Linked DNA regions of Mus musculus: region 2 is linked to region 1. Evidence: chromatin loops called from intact Hi-C (ENCODE). Cell type or tissue: heart. All regions are shown on one strand. Links, peaks and the distances in the headings refer to the core of each region. The heading gives the core; the rest is flanking DNA.

The links. Hi-C counts contacts between places; a loop is a spot of excess contacts. Peaks named below come from ENCODE experiments on the same cell type or tissue, not always from the same donor. Only the 100,000 strongest peaks of a DNase experiment are listed, where the experiment ranks them.
Region 2: it touches region 1 in a loop (2.1-fold over the local background); 2 of 42 quality-filtered maps call a loop at or near these places.

Annotation. Positions count from the first base shown.
Region 1 is chr8:118,573,263-118,581,182 of GRCm38, forward strand. All of the region lies in intron 2 of Cdh13 (cadherin 13), which reads left to right. Among named protein-coding and RNA genes, the nearest start is that of Gm24035, 150 kb to the left of the region's middle. In heart, for the core only: no CTCF peak of the experiment used is centred there; no DNase peak of the experiment used is centred there.
Region 2 is chr8:118,282,836-118,290,755 of GRCm38, forward strand. Cdh13 (cadherin 13) reads left to right here and starts at 776. Exons shown (of 14, transcript NM_019707.5): 1 at 776-1,063. The coding sequence starts at 1,019. All of the region lies in intron 2 of Gm51555 (a long non-coding RNA gene), which reads right to left. In heart, for the core only: CTCF peaks have their summits at 4,829 (motif pointing right), 5,910 and 6,885; DNase peaks (open chromatin) are centred at 2,086, 2,956, 3,806 and 5,583; H3K4me3 peaks cover 2,258 bases; H3K27ac peaks cover 3,155 bases.

The DNA.
Region 1 (7,920 bases), core at 1,522-6,521:
AAGGAGTTACAGAGACAAAATGTGAAGCAGAGACTGAAGGAATGACCATCCAGAGACTGCCCACCTGGGGATCCATCCCATATACAACCACCAAACCCAGACACTATTGCAGATGCCAACAAGAGCTTGCTGTCGGACTTGCCTTCTTATAAAGCAGAGGTCCACCTGCTGAGGGATGGCTCCATCCACAATGGGTTGGGCCACTTATATGAGTTAACAATTAAGAACATGTCTACAGACGTGCCCATCTACCAATCTTATGGAGACAGTTCTTTGATTGAGATTCTCTCCTCCCTGGTAACTCTAGATCAGTAGTTCTCAACCTATGGTTGTAGCCCCTTTGTGGGGTTCAATGACCCCACAGGGGTGGCATATCAGGTATCCTGCATTTCAGATATTTACATTACAATTCATAACAGCAGCAAAATCACAGTTATGGAGGAGCAATGAAAATAATTTTGTGGTTGGGGGTCACCACAACATGAGGAACTGTATTAAAGGGACACAGCATTAGGAAGGTTCTAGATTGTGTCAAGTTGGCAAAAACTTACTAGCATTACCTCTCATTCAGAAAGTCAACTGGGGCCCACCGGGGGATTGCTACATCTGCACACCAAGTTCATCTGATAGTTCTTTCAATACCTATCAATGTCAGTGGGCAAGGTGCACCCTCAACCAACCCCATGAGAGGAGGTACTGTCAACCCTATTCATGTGCACTGCTCAACACTGGTAGACTTATGGGTAGAGAAGATGGAACAGGGTAGCTTGGTTCAACCATTGGCCCCACTGGCTACTAAGTTCTGTGTCTCTTCTTTGGCTCCTCTGTGAGCTCTCTTTTGGAGTCCTTAGTGATGTGAAGACTACCACAGAGACACGCTTTTCCTCAGGCCTCTCAGGTGTGTGCTACAACCCTAACATGGTATCACCATAACTCAGACATGTCCTAGGCAGGCAGTCCCCCTCTTAGCCCCACACACCACTGAAAAATGAGATCTACAGAGGACTCTATTCTGGTCAAAGAACTAACAATAGTAACCAGCATTTGGCAAAAACTCTAGAGACCTGTTTCCCACTGGAAGAGCAGCCATATTGGGTTTTTTTTGTTTTGTTTTTAATTTTTATCCAATCTGTGACTCATGTCCTGTGCTGGTCACAGAGATATCAAGGCCCATTTCTATAAACACTCATGATAATTTTTAAGCTGTTTTCTTTCTTGGCTGCTTTATTTTCGTTGGCTAGGTGGGGAGGACTTTTAAATGGAGTCACTTTCTCTTTGAGTCACACATTCCAGAAGAACAAAGCTATTACCTGCACAAAGCTATTATACTGTTTACTCAGAGATCTGTTCTAAACCCCGGTGTTGGAACTAGTACCTGGTAAATATGTAGAAGGTGTTGTCCCAGTATATACAGTGTTGAACCAGTGACCATGGAGATTACCCTTCTTATGTTATCCCTGGACCCAAGAACCAAAGACATATGATCCATCCATAGTCATGTCTACTTGAAAACTATTTTGTAGCGATGATAATATCTGTGTGGTTTATAGATTATGTTCTTCTTATTAAACACATCTATTTGTGTGTGTGTGTGTGTGTGTGTGTGTGTGTGTGTGTGTGTGTGACATGATTAGCCATGACCTTACTGTCTATAGCTGGCCTGGAACTCACTGTGTAGACCAGGCTTGTATCAAACTTGCAAGAATAGATACTCTTACCTCGGCTGCTTGGGTGCTTGGATTACAGGTTGTAGAATCAACCCTGTGCTTCATACTCTTTTCCTAAGAGAAGCCCTTGACCAGTACAGTTGGAATAAACGCCTCCAGGCTGCAGAGCCTTAGTGACTCTCAACCCCATCTTCCTAAGGTGGGATATTCTGACTCAGGTCTTCTGTGTGGTCTCTTTAGGTCTCCAACTCTATTAGACTTCACTGCCCACCATTACTTAGCTACTCTTAGCTCTCCACCAGCCCTCCTTTCTTTCTTTGCCTCTGACACTTTGGTCTTTTCTTTTCTGATGCTAGGAAATCAAGGCCTTTCCCATTCAGTTTACCACTGAGCTATACATGTGTCTTTAAATAGTTAATGAAAATCCCAATTACAAAAAACAAAACAAAACAAAACTTTTTTTAAAAAGACAAACTATAATGTATAAGAACAATAATTACATGTTAGCTTTGAAATATAGCACCAAGTTTACCTTGTGTTTTCCTGTCACTATGGAAAGCTGGACTGAGGTGACGGAGATGCAGCCTGCTGACTGGGGATGAGAATGGTCCCCCCTCAACACAACCCCCGTTTGGCAGAAATGCCAGAGCCTGTACAGAAGGGCACTGAGCCACACAAGCAATAGCTTCTCCTGCAGCTATTTTCCCAGCAATATGAAAACACCCAAGTTCCTTTGTAAATCCTACCCCAGAGAAGACATGAAAAGGGATGTGGAGGCCGTGAATGCGGTCCTACAGAGAGTTTAGCTTCCTGGGGGTCTGCTTAATGCAGGAATGGAGCTCTCTCTGAGAGCTGAGAGGATTAACTGATCAATGGGTTCTTTTAGATTAGCCTCCTCAGATATCAGTGGTCTCCACAAGCCTTAGATGAGATAATACGATATTTTCAATATTGAGCTTTGCAGTGCCTGAAAGGACTGTGCTTGTGAGAGAGATAACTCAACTCCAACCTTACGCAGCCTGAACTGGCCCCGAGTGAGTCTGCTATTGTCTCTGTTCAAAGCCTGATATCCTGGTCTCTCAGGGAGTCCTGAGGTAGCCTGAGACGATGGCTGTGTTCAACGAAACTTCAAGGGGGACATCAGGCTGAGTGCGGGCAGCTTATTTAAGCAGCATAGAGAAACAACAGCCGTGGAGAACAGATGTGTCCGTGTAGGAACGAGGAGTGTTAAGCCACAGTGTGAGGCAAGTTGGCAGGAGCAACTTCAGCATACAGGGTAACGAATGTCACCATTACCTTCTTCTCCCATGCTCGCTCACTATGACATTTGGGGAGCGGGGACACTCACGAATGAACACAAGTCATTATGGGAACAACAAGAATAATGCAGAGGGCATAGATTCTCTTACCTGAGGAGGAGCTGGGTTAACACCAAGCATCTAGAGAGACATTCATGCCAGCCCCTCTCAGTTGAGAGCCAACCCCAGAAAAGGTTTTAATCCATAGTACTTACTCTCTACAACAGTAGATTTGCATATGCATGAAGTATATATTCCAGAGTTAAATAAGACCATTAGTCTATGACTACCTCTCCATCAGAAAGTTCTAGGATTTTTCTAGATACCACCAGCACTGGCAAGGCATAGAATGAGGGTACGGGCCAACATCCTCTTGGTTTATGGGATGGAAACCTAAGATGGAGCATGCGCTGAATGAATCTCCTGTGGTTCTGGGGAAAACCCTCAGACACAAAGCAACACCTTTGTAGCAGAGGAGGAATTGTCTAAGCCACAGAAAGATGAACTAAGATGGAGTCTGAGGAATGAGCCTGACCAAGACCCTCTTTGTGGGGCTTAATATAGTCAACTCGATAGGCTCCAGAATCACTGAGGGGACAAGCCTCTGGGCGTGCCTATGAGGGGTCCTCTAGATCAGGTTAATTGAGGTAGAGAGAACCATCCTAAATGTGGGGAGCAACACTCTATGTGCTGGGGACTCAGACTCCATAAAGGAAATAAAGCCTCATGCTCCTGCTGCAGCGCCTGCCTGTCACAAAGGGTGATTATCTCTGAAGCGTGGGCTGAGGTAACCCTGGTCCTTCCTGAAGTTGCTCTGTCAGGGAGTTGCTGGAAGACGCATCAGAAACCAGGAGTCAGAGTGTTGAGTAAGCTCTGGCCTCACTGTTGAACTTCAAAGGATGTTCAGTCATGGCGATTTGCCTGCACCGGTTCTCTTACCATAAGTATAAAATCACTATGGAGCATCTGGGGACCCTCTACTCTTGCTCCTCCTTCTTGGTTTTGATACTGGTTTTCTGTTCGCTTTTTACAAAAGTGAAAGCTTACCTCAAGATTTATACTGTTTGTGGCTAGTATCGTCTAGTGAAGAAAGCCCAGATTTCTGTTTCTTCTGAAATTTAACTATGGTGTGTGTGTGTGTGTGTGTGTGTGTGTGTGTGCGCGCGCGCGCGTGTGCGAACATTGTTCTGCATCTACAGAAGTGATATGGGCCCTATACAAATAAATATTCTTAACTAAAAAAAAATATGAGTCAGTACATTGACCTGTGGGTCCCAAACTTGTCAAATATGGTACCCCATTTTCCCCGTGCTGTTGCTGTAGGTGCTATGAAGAGCACTTGTGATTCCTTGGAATTTATGGGGTTAAAAGTCAGCAATCAAGCCTGGAATTTAGAGATGAAGATATCAGAATGAATTCGAATGCTATCACTTAAATGTGTCACTTTGCTGAGCCAAGGAAATAGCTCCACCAGCAAAGTGCTTTGTAAGCATGAGAAACTGAGTTTAACCCCTAAAGCTCATGGGGGAAGAAAGCTGGTGAAATAGTGTACATCTGAAGGTACACAAGAAAGTACCAAGAAAGGCAGGCAGGTGGGTCCCTGGAGACTGCTAGGGAACTAGCCTAGCATATCTGTGGGTAACAGGCCATTGAGGGTCCCTGTCTTAAAAGACACTATTGCTGATGCCAAGAAGTGCTTGCTGACAGGAGCCTGGCATAGCTGTCTTCTGAGAGGCTCTGCCAGCACCTGACTAATACAGATGCAGATACTCACAACCAACCATTGGACTGAGCCTGGGGACCCCAATGGAAGAGCTTAGCTGAAAGCCTGAAGGGGCTCAAGGGCATTGCTACCTCATAGGAAGAACAACAACAATATCAACTAACCGGACCCCTTCCCCAGAGCTCCCAGGGACTAAACCACCAACCAAAGAGTATACATGGATGGGTCCATGGCTCCAGCCACATATATAGCAGAGGACTGCCTTATCTGACATCAATGGGAGGGGAGGCCCTTGGTCCTGTGGAGGCTCGATGCCCCAGCATAGGAGGGTGCTAGAGCGGTGAGGTATGAGTGGGTGGGTGAGTGGGGAGCACCCTCCTAGGGGCAAAGGGGAGAGGGATGGGACGGGGGTTTTCAGTGGGGAGATTGGGAAGGGAGACAACATTTTAAATGTAAATAAATACAATAACCAATAATAATGTAATGGAAAAAATAATAAAATATATCTATAAAGGAAATAGAAGACAAGATTGAACATATCCCAAGAAATGACACCTGAGATTGCCCTCTGGCTTCTTCGTGCATCCACACATACATCTTACACACACACACACACACACACACACACACACACACACACACACACACACCAGACAGTATTGCCTTGAGCATATACCCTGTTCTGTAGTTTTGGGCTTTACACCTGTGGAATGGAGGCAGCATAACCAGCAGTCACCACACGGAGTCATTTGGAGACTGGAATGAGACAATAAACATCGCCATACTTGCACAGAGCTGAATCTCAGCAGTTATGGTCATTATAATTGCCACCATTATTTCTCCCAAGGGCTGGCTTGTGGCTGCCTTCAGTTTGGGGCCTGGGCCTACCCTTCCTTCTTTAGTACTGAGTTTGCTTCAGGTGTAGTTGGCAAACAGAGCGAGCTGGGTGCATCTTACCTACTCACCTCGGGCCCCCAGTGCGTCTCTTAAGATGTTTGGAGAAAACTAATCAGCATGTCCATTTGTTTTCTCATTTTCTTTGGCTGGCGTCTACCGTGGCCACTTGATTAGCAATCAGCCCCGCGTTGGCAGGCACACTCGGGCCCTGTTCTTCCTAATCAGAGATGTAGGAAGCAAATGCGCGTGTGGAGAGAGAACCCTTTTTTGAGCTCCTGTCCCATGACTCTTAATTGTTGTATTTCTCAAACCCAACCCAGCTGCAAGCTTTATCAGGGAAACATTTATTCAGATAACAAGCCTCCCGGATGAAAGAGGGATAATTATTTTTTGCAAATGCCTTGGAATTGCTGTATGGTATAGCACAGCTCATTCCCTAGTCTGGGAAGGTACACATTTGGGCTGAACCATTGCTTTGTAAATGGACAATTCGACAAGCATATGACTGGAAAGTTCTGGCAACTGGTTCCAGAAAACCATTTAGTGAAAACAAAGCATCAAAATAAGAAACAGAATTATGATCAGAGTGCTCCGAAAGCTGCCCATGGTGCACAGAGTACCTGAATACCATCCATTCAGTCACTCATTCATCCATCTATCCATCCATCCACTCATCCATCCATCCATCCATCTTTCCATTCATCCATCCATTCATCCATTCATTCATTTATTCATCCATCCATCCAGGCATTTATTCATTCATTCATCCTTCCATTCATCCATCCATCCATCCATTAATCCACCCACCCATTCTTTCTTTCATTCATTCACCCATTCATTTGTTTCCTAGCTAATGTTTTTGAGCTCCTGTTATATGCTTTGTTGTTTAAAAAAAAAAAAAAAACCTTAATGTTTTAAGTAAGAGAGAACCAATGACAACCATCCCCTGGCTATCAGCTGTGATTTCCCATCCTATCCATGAGTTCAGAATAGCTTTGGTCTGAAGTCCTCCATGCCTTGCCTAGAGGCGTGAAGAGCTGTGCATTCATGTTCTTGAGTGGTGGGGACCAACGATCACTCTAGCCCCAGGGTCATGTGTTCTGCCTACTTAGTTGCCTCACTTTGTCCTCTTCGAGTTCCACAACCTGCGTGTGGAAGATGGCTATTCCTCCCACTTCTATGCCCATTTCTATGTGTTCTGTGGTAATTCTCAAAAGCACCAGCTACAGATAGAATTTTGAAGGGGACTGCTCCTAGCTGTCTGTGCCTAGCTTCCTGGTACCATCTTGCAGTTTCCTATCCTTCTTCTCATCTCCTACCCTTAACATTCTACCCAGTGTGCCTGGCCTGCTATGTTCCCTGGGTCTATGCACCATCCCGAGATCCAGTCTTGAGGATGCATGCCCACACTCATGAAGTTCTCCCACTACGACAGTTTGCTTCCCTCTTCAATGAAACTCCTTGCAGTGACAATTTGAGGATGTATTGATCTATTTTGAATGTCTTTGTCAGACTCGGGAACTTTAAGTCTCTCCTTTTCTGTCCCTGGTTTCTTATTTTCCTGTTTGATGAAAAAGTAAAACAAAAGAAAACAAAACAAACAAAAAAAAACTGCTTTAAATTTTAATGAAGGCCAAACACTCACTTTATCATGGCCCTTCCTGTATCCCATATAAGCAGTATTTTGCATACACCAAGGTCGTAAACTTTTTATGCTGGCTTTTCTAAAGCTTGATTTCTTGAGCTTTCATGGTTAATTCTATCCTAAATTCATTTTGTGTAGAAATCAAGATTCATTCTTCCCATTGCTCCAGAGCCCCTGATGGAGACCGCCTCCTTCCCCAGTCCCTCCCCACTCCCTGGATTCTGGTGACCACTTTAACTACATGGTCACATGCATGGTCTCTATTTTTTTTAAATCACTTTGTTTGCTGTTATAGTACTAGATGGGGAGAGATTGAATCCATGGCCTCCTGCACTACCCCTGAGCCGTATCCACAGCCCCACGTCTTCCAAATGAGATAGGGTGTGTCACTAAGATGTCCAGGCTGACCTTAAACTTAAGATCCGCTTGCTTCAAGTAGCTGGCCTTATAGGATCGATCGCTAGGCTCAGCTTATTTCTGTAAACCTTTCCATTTTCTCGATCTTCATCTTTCTGCTAATGCCAGGGTGGAGATTTTAAAGATTGTTTTCCCATTTGCATATGCATTCCTTTATTCTTAAAATTGTTTTACTAATTACTGTGACAGTGTGTGTGTGTGTGTGTATGGTATGTGTGTGTATGTATATATGTGTGTGATGCCTGTATGGTGTGTGTCTGTGTGTGATGCCTG
Region 2 (7,920 bases), core at 1,971-6,970, 290 kb before region 1:
AAACCCATAAGTCCTCTCAGGAAGAAAGCTGCACGAAAATAAGGACTTTCCTGCCTTAGCTTTAGATCTCTTCGAGGGAAGAACCGCCTTATGTGTCCCTGTTTCTCTAATCTCCAACACTCCCCAACTCTAGGACTCCTTGAGCCATGGCTAGCACTGTTTCGAGCCCTTGGGAATAGCTCAGGGACTCTGAAAGGTCACATCCAAAGGGGGAAAAACAGAATTTTCTCAAGCCATGACTCACTCTGGCTTTGGTTCACGCTTGTGGAGTGTCGGCCAGTCCCACCCTCACCTGAGCAGTTAATAAAATCTATTGCTCCTTGATGGATTTTTCCTGCAAGCTAGAATTGATCTGTCCACTCTGTGATTTGTGGTGATGGCAGAAAAACACCAAACACCACCGGTGGCTGAGCCACTTTGGGGGCCGATGGGGGCGGGGGGGGGGTGAGGGGGAGAGGGCGAACGAAAAACAAAGCCAAAGAAATCTACCAGCAAGACTCTTAGGGCATAGAGGGCTGCGGCTGCGGGGGTCATTTTATGTGATTTATTGGGAATAAAGTGGATCTTATTAACATTTTAATAAAGAGAATCTTTTTTCGCAATGTGTTAGAAGTGGCTGCCGGTCCCGGGTGCAATTCCAGTTCCTAGGGAAAGTGGAATCAGTTGGCATTGCCCAGCCTGATTTGTGAGGCTGGGCACCAGGAGTCAAAAAAAAAAAAAAAAAAAAAGCCAACGTGCCGCCTCCTTGCTCGGAGGGGGCTCTCCCTGCGAGGTGCTCGCCCCTATCTGCCATGCAAAACGAGGGAGCGTTATGAAGGAATCCGTCTTGTAAAGCCATTGGTCCTGGTCATCAGCCGCTACCCAATGCTTTCGCGATGCTGCCGCTGATCTATTTGGGAAGTTGGCTGGCTGGCGAGGCAGAGCCTCTCCTCAAAGGCTGGCTCCCACGGAAAATATGCTCAGTGCAGCCGCGTGTGTGAATGCAAACGCCGCCAGGCGCTTCTTCTAGTCGGGCAAGATGCAGCCGAGAACTCCGCTCACCCTGTGCGTCCTGCTGTCCCAGGTAGGGAATGTGAGCCGCAGTCAGCGCGCTCCCACCAGCTTTCTGCATTCAGATCGCCCTGCTTGGTGATGGCCAGAAGCAATCGGAGGGACGCGGGGCTTCTGCTAGCCGCCGTGCAGATATACCCGGCTAGCTCAGATGCGAGGTCACCCTCAGCTCCGATCCTAGAGGAGCCTGGCTCCTCTTGCCGGCTAGTGTGTGTGTGTGTGTGTGTGTGTGTGTGTGTGTGTGTGTGCGCGTGTAAGCTCATTCTAGGGAAGACAGAGCCTTTTTGCAAGCAAAGCGACATCCTGGCTGACATCAAGTAGGGTAACTTTGGTTCGCCTCCTCCCGAGGTTCGTGCATCGGATACACACTCCTTTCGAGGCGACTCCTAGGGATTGTGCTTGCCCCGTAGCCCAGTGCCTTAGCCGGGAGGAGGGGGGGCGGGAAGAGCCATTCGGTTCAGCCGGCAGCCGGGCTGGGAGAGGCCGGAGCTGGCATCACTGACTTCCCGGGGCGCTCGTCCTCTCTTCGCCCAGCTCGGCTGGCGAGCTGCAAGGCGCCTCCCGCCAGCGGATCTCCGCAGCCCGGCTGCTGCTGTCTTTCAAAGCAAGGCGCCCGCCGCTCCGGCTTTGGGGTCTTCCGGCTCTCCAGCTCCGGGCTGAAAGGGGCCTGAGCACGATCCCCGGTCTCCTCTGCATAGCGCAGGCCCACTACCCCCAGCCCCTTGGGCCCCCATTGTCCAGACAGCTGGAGCTCCTGCCCGAGCCCAGGCTGCAGCCTCTGTTGTCTTCCCCGGGCGGGCGGGTGGCGCTGAGCACAAGGAAAAGTTCAAGCCTCCTCACCAGGCTGCAGCTGCCTGGCAGATAACCCTCCAGATCCTTGCGGTGCCAGGGCAAGGTTGGGAGAGCAGGAGAGGCATGTTGGGGCTCTCCTCAGCCCGGCTGAAGCTCGGAGATCCCTGGAAGTTTGGGTGTAGGAAAGCAACACTTAGGGGACAGGCCAGAGGCACTGGAGGCTGAGGAGGCACGCCCAGTCCTCCTCTAAGGACTGAAGCTCCAGGAAGCATGCTGGCATACTGGCTCGGTCCCTCCTTGTCCTTTTAGGCAGCCTCTGGGAACTAGAACTGGCAGTCTACAAGTGGGTAGTTGCAGAAGTGCAGGGCCATGCAGAGAGAATGGGGGGGGGGGGTGCGGGAATGCCTGAGGCATGGGTGTTGAGTTTTCTGGGCAGGATTCTTGGGTTCCAGTGGAAGAGGCACGGGGTTGTACATGAAGTGGGAAACTGGAGATGAAGTCAGGGTTCGGTAGGAAGCCTTCTAAGGGGAGATGGCTGCTGGAGAGGAGCTGGCACCCCAGAAATGCAATGACCATAGAAATGACCCAAGGGTGTGTGTGTGAGTGTGTGACCCTGCCAGGACCCTGGGTGACAGAGTAGTAAGATGCTTTCTGCTGGGCAGGCTCTCCTGTCCTGAGTTCTGACATCTCTGTCAGTGGACACACAGTCCTGGGGCACACACAGTTGTTGCTCTTTTCTATTAGAGGTTTTCTAGCTGATTCTCTAGGGCCCTGCTATGGATCCCATCGTTGCTTTGGAAGCAGCTCCCCACCTCTCCAGGGCTCTAACTATCCCTAAGGCAGAGAAGGTTGTGTGCCTCCTAATTTCGCAAGGTGGGGCAGAGCACACCTGGGTAGAAAGATCCAGACAGATCCTTCCTGTCCTCTAATGCTAGTAGACCCACCATGGGCAAAGCTGAGCTTTCAGGCTCTCCACAGTAGAAGAATCTATTACCATCATCAACCCTGGACCTGCTGGGTGAACAAGGCAGCGTGCAACAGGCAGCCCTAGGCAGTGGATTTCACAAGTCCCGCCTCTCTGGGAGCGGTTGGCATCTGGGGCATGGACTCCTGCCTTACCCGGGACTTTTCTAGTTCTCCTGTCTTAGTATGTATTAGGTTCCAGGGCTCATGCAAACTGATGCTTATCTATGGGCACAGCAGACTGGGGGTGGAGGTGGGGGAGCTCCGGGGAGCCTGCCAGGGGCCTAGGGGCTTCCTATGGGGCACCTCTGCAGAGCAACAGGGGTGTCTTCTTCTCCCGCAGGGCCGGCTGGCAAAGGTGGCTTTAAAAGCCCACTCAGTTGCTTCTGAACTGTAAATAAATGGCCAGCCCTGGGGGGTTTTAGCTCTCACTTTGATTGTCTTGCATAATCAGAGCGCTCATCTGCATGAAGATAGTGACTGCTGTTCTCTGGGCTGAAGCACCTGGAGGGGAAATAGTCTCCACCCCATGCAAGGTGCAGCGGAGTTCACCAACAACAGGCTTAAACGCAGGGGGTTGGAGGCTTGGGTCTTTGTGCCTCCAAGAAAAATGAACATATGTGTGTGTGTGGTGGTGGTGGTGGGGTGTCTCAGTGCCTTTGAGTCAACAAGCCCAACCCAAACTTTCCTGAGGCAGAAAGGAAACAGAGGAATGACAAAAACAATGTGAAAAAGTGAATTACTCACTGCCCTGCAGAGCTAGGGCAAGCCTGTGTGTGTTTTTCCATGCAGTCAAACATAAAGCAGGCACTGGGCCCAGCTTGGAAGCTATCAGTCTCTGGCTGCTCATTGGCAGACTTGCCACCTTCCACATTTGCATGCATTGGGGGTGAGGTGGGCTGGGGGGGGGGGGCGCGGTTCTAAACAATAAGGACTAGAAGACCTTTTTTCTCACCCCCACCCCGGGTGTTCTGGGAAAACCTGTCCCGGAAGCAGCAGCTGGAATTTGGCCACTGACCCAAAGGAGCAGAAGTGTGAGTTAGAAATTCCACTGTGGTAGGGATTGCCCACTCCTGGGAGGCAGCACTTCCACCCAGCCCAGCTTCGCACAATGCATGAGCAATCCCCCAAGAATTAACTTCTAGGGAGTGGCTCAGGTCTTGAGACTGTCCCTCCATGTGTTCCCGAGAAGTATTCCCTGGGATTCTGTGGCTCTGGCTTGAAGTGGGAAAGTTCTCCCCGAGAGAGAGTGAGAGTCTGGCATTTCAGGACTTTAAGTGAGTCTCCACAACTTCTCATGTGGCCGCCACTCTGCCCATTCTATTTTAAGAGCCTGGTTCATGTGCAAAGCCTTTCCGATGAGGGCAGGGACTCAGAGCCTGAGAGGGCACCTCCAGCCTGTGGCTCCTGCTTAAGGCAGCCTGCACTGTTCAAAAGTTCTAGGGGACCAAGGATTTAAAGTGGTAAAAGTTCACATGTCTAAACACTCTTATAAATATTTTTAGCAAACCCCAAAATAGTTTTAATACACCGCCAGGCTGAGTAAGTGACCTGGATTTATGTAACTCCAGCATGTTACTGGAAGCCTCAAAGGTCTTCTTAGCAGATCTTCCTCTTCTACCTCCTCTCTTCTAGAAGAGAAGATCCTCTGTGTGTTAAAGTAAAATCACCCATCCTCCCCCACCCTCCAAGAAAATTATACCCAGCCATGGTACTATCTTCAGGAACTAGGACTTGGCTATGACAATCAGCTATGACAATCACTTGGTCACCTGAAGTTAACTCTCTGGATGAAGGGAGCGCTCATGTCTTCAAAACCTTATCTTTCCTTGCTGTCTAGAAGTACAGCTACCCTAGGAGCCCAGGTAACTCCTGTTTTGTGGAAGCCAAAGCTGCCCTTTCCATCCCTCCCTGGCTGACAGGCACATTATCCTAACAGCCAAAAATCGGTCAGCGGTTGCGTGTGTGCGCACACATGCCCATCTTTGTGTGGTTTGATCTTGTTTTGTACCTGGTGAAATTTTTCTCCAGAAGGGGGCTCCATCCACAGCCTTACAAAATCCCGAGCCTGCAGTTCTCGGTCTGGAGAATTCCTGTGAAGCAAAGCGGGTCCTTCAGAAGGAAAGTCTCTTTCTTCGAGATTTTCTGCTACAGGCTGTCCTGGATGGGAGGTTCTGTCATTCCCCATTGAGCTGTTCATCCTTCTCTCTTCCCTTCTTCTCGTTGCTGTGGTCCCTGTTCTATCTTCACTCCTCCATCCTTCCTTCCCTAGAAAGGCGAAGGCAGGAGTGATTTTCAAAGGGCTTTGCAGACAACGCAGTCTGGACTATAATGAAGTTTGGACATGTCCTGGCCTTTTGATTTTGGTTGGATCTGGCTTTGTTCTTCAGGCAGCAGAAGCAGAAACCATTCCGTCTGGGAAAGAAGATAATTTTTCCCCCCAAGACACACCATCCAGAAGAGTGAATCCCCCAGTCTCAGCTTGTGCCCCAGCACCTCCTGAAAAGGAGAGGGAAATATTCGTCTGTCATCCAATCACAATGACCAGTCTGGTAGAATCAAGTCAAGTAGCCAGAGGCTTGGGCCCTCCTTCCATTTAGCTGTCAGCAAGGTGTCCAGACGCCTTGGAGAATCTGGCCTCCTGAGGGATGCTGCCAACACAATTCTCCAGGGCTCGTCTCCTCTGCCACCACAGATGTGGGATGGTGGCTGTATCCTCGGGTTAAAAGTGAGAGTCCTCCTTCTCTCTTGGGTTAAGACTGGCATCTGAGACATCTCCCCACCTAGGCAGAGCCCAGAGGGGGAGGTGGATTGGGTGATTAGCAGACTGGAGCTCCTGCCATCTGCTTGCTGGGATGTGTCCCAACGCTTCTGCTCTGGCTTCTGGACAGGGCTTGCAGACTGGCAGCCCCTGGTCTGCTTGAACCAATGGGTGGGGGTGGGGGGGAGAGGACAACTGGTGCCCATTTTTTTTTTTAAATTCATGACATCAATATCTTTGAAAGATGCTTCAGGTTCCCTGCATTTCTTGAAAACTCGGCGGCCCTTGCTATTTATTTAAGCTCTCTTTCTAAGTGGTGCTGGTTGGCAGGAGCTGAGCCACTACTGCCCCTTCAGGACAGAACCTACTTTGCATTTGGTCAGAAAACTCCCCAGCCCCTCCCCGAAGCACAGCACCCACTGTAGGAATTCCACGCCCTTGAACCCATCACTGAATGACTCTGTTCTCATAAACTGAGGCTCAATCCAATCAACATGGATAACTTCTTAGTGATATGTTACTTTAAAAGGAAGTTGCATGGGCATGGGGTATTGGCCCTGTGGGTAAGAGTGTTTGTTGTACAAACATCAGGACTTGGGTTTAAAAATCCCCCCAAAACCAATGTGTCTGAAACCCCGGCGCCATGACAGACGGAGACAGAAGGATCACTAGGGCTTGGTGGCCACCAGTCCACCTTCAGATTCAGTGAGAAAACCTGCCTCAAGGGAACACGACAGGGAGTGGTGGAGCAGTCGTGTAGACTCTGAACAAGTGCACACAAGTGTATGCACTCCCTGACCCCACATGTGCACACACACCACACATTCACATAGTAATAGTGGCACACAGTAATGAAGGTGATGAAAGGGAGGAGCAGGTGGCTTTTGGATCCCTATGATGAAATACACAGATGTGGCTGTGGGTGCACCAAGGCTGCCCCTCCTCCCCCAGAAAATTATTATCAGAGCTCTTGGGGATTAACAGTACCCAGACTGGAGGCTCCACTCACAGTAATGACATGTAGACCTGCAGCGTCCCTGCAGCGCTGAGTCACTGTGAAGCCTGGTATGTTAGAGATATGATATGTGACCTGTGATATGTTACACCCTCCACATCCCCATGTTTCAGGAGCGGGGGTGTGGGGGGGGGCGCAGGAACGGGTAGCTGAGAAATCACATTCTCAATTGCAAATACGAAGCAGAGAACAAACTGGAAGTGAGGCAAGGCTATGAACCCAAAGCCTGCCCCCTCCCCTCCCCCCCTCCCAGTGATAGACTTCTTCAGCAAGGGTACATCAGCTCCCCAGATGGCGCCACTGAGTGGGATCCAAGTGTTCAACACCTGAGCCAATGGAGAGTATTTCTCATTCAAACCTCCACACTGCTGGTGATGGTTCGCATCTGTCTTGAACATTTGGTTCTCACTGTGGTCCTGAATGCAGTACCAGTGCTGTAGATGTTCTCTGGCTCCACAAACATTACAGTAACCTGTGTGTCTCGTCCCATTGTATTGAGCAGGCCTCTGAGGACTCTTTGCCATAGTTACAACCCCCACCCCCCACTCCCAAGGGAGGGTAAAAATAACTATACAATCCAGAAGTCAAGTGATTTTTTTTTTCCCACTGCCAGCCAAAGTCAAGTTCTTGAAAATTAACATTAGCAACAGGCACGTTTTGGCATGTCACATCTAACTTCAAAGACACCACCCAGTGTCACCCATCTTCTGTAGAGGCACAAAGACCCCGTGTCTCCCAGATGAATACAAGCTGGGCTGGGTGGAGGGCGGAAGCATTGACACATGCCCAGGGAGGGCCAGAAGTGAGCTCATCTTCCTGCAGAGCCTGGAGACCTGCAAGGGAATGTGGCAGCCATCATCCCTGTCTCTGGTCCCCGTGGGCTGTTGCCTCGCTTCCAGGTGGAGGAATACCATTTGTGTTGTGTGATCCAGGACAGAGATGGCGGCTGTGTCCTCCTGGGGCATGTGCTTCAGAATTGGGGTAGGATCCATAGCTGGGCTGGGCAGGACAGGCTCACCCTCAACTGCCAGGAGCTGTAGGCATTTGGGGACATCTGACTCAGAGGTGACAAGTTATAGCCTGTGGGCTGGTTCCTGCCTGAAGCTCGTTCTTATAAATAGTTTTCTTGGACTGAAGCCACCCCTCTTTTGTTTATAGCATTGTTACTGGCTGCTTTGTGCTTGAACAACAGAGTCAGAGCTGCCTGGCCTTCAATGCCGTCTGTCTCTTTGCAGAAAAGTCGGCTGGCCCTTGGTTCAAGTCAAAACTGCAGGCAAAGTAGGTGCATAGAGACTTTTCAAAGGGGTGTGGTGAGGGACTCTCCCTCTCAGGCCTCAGG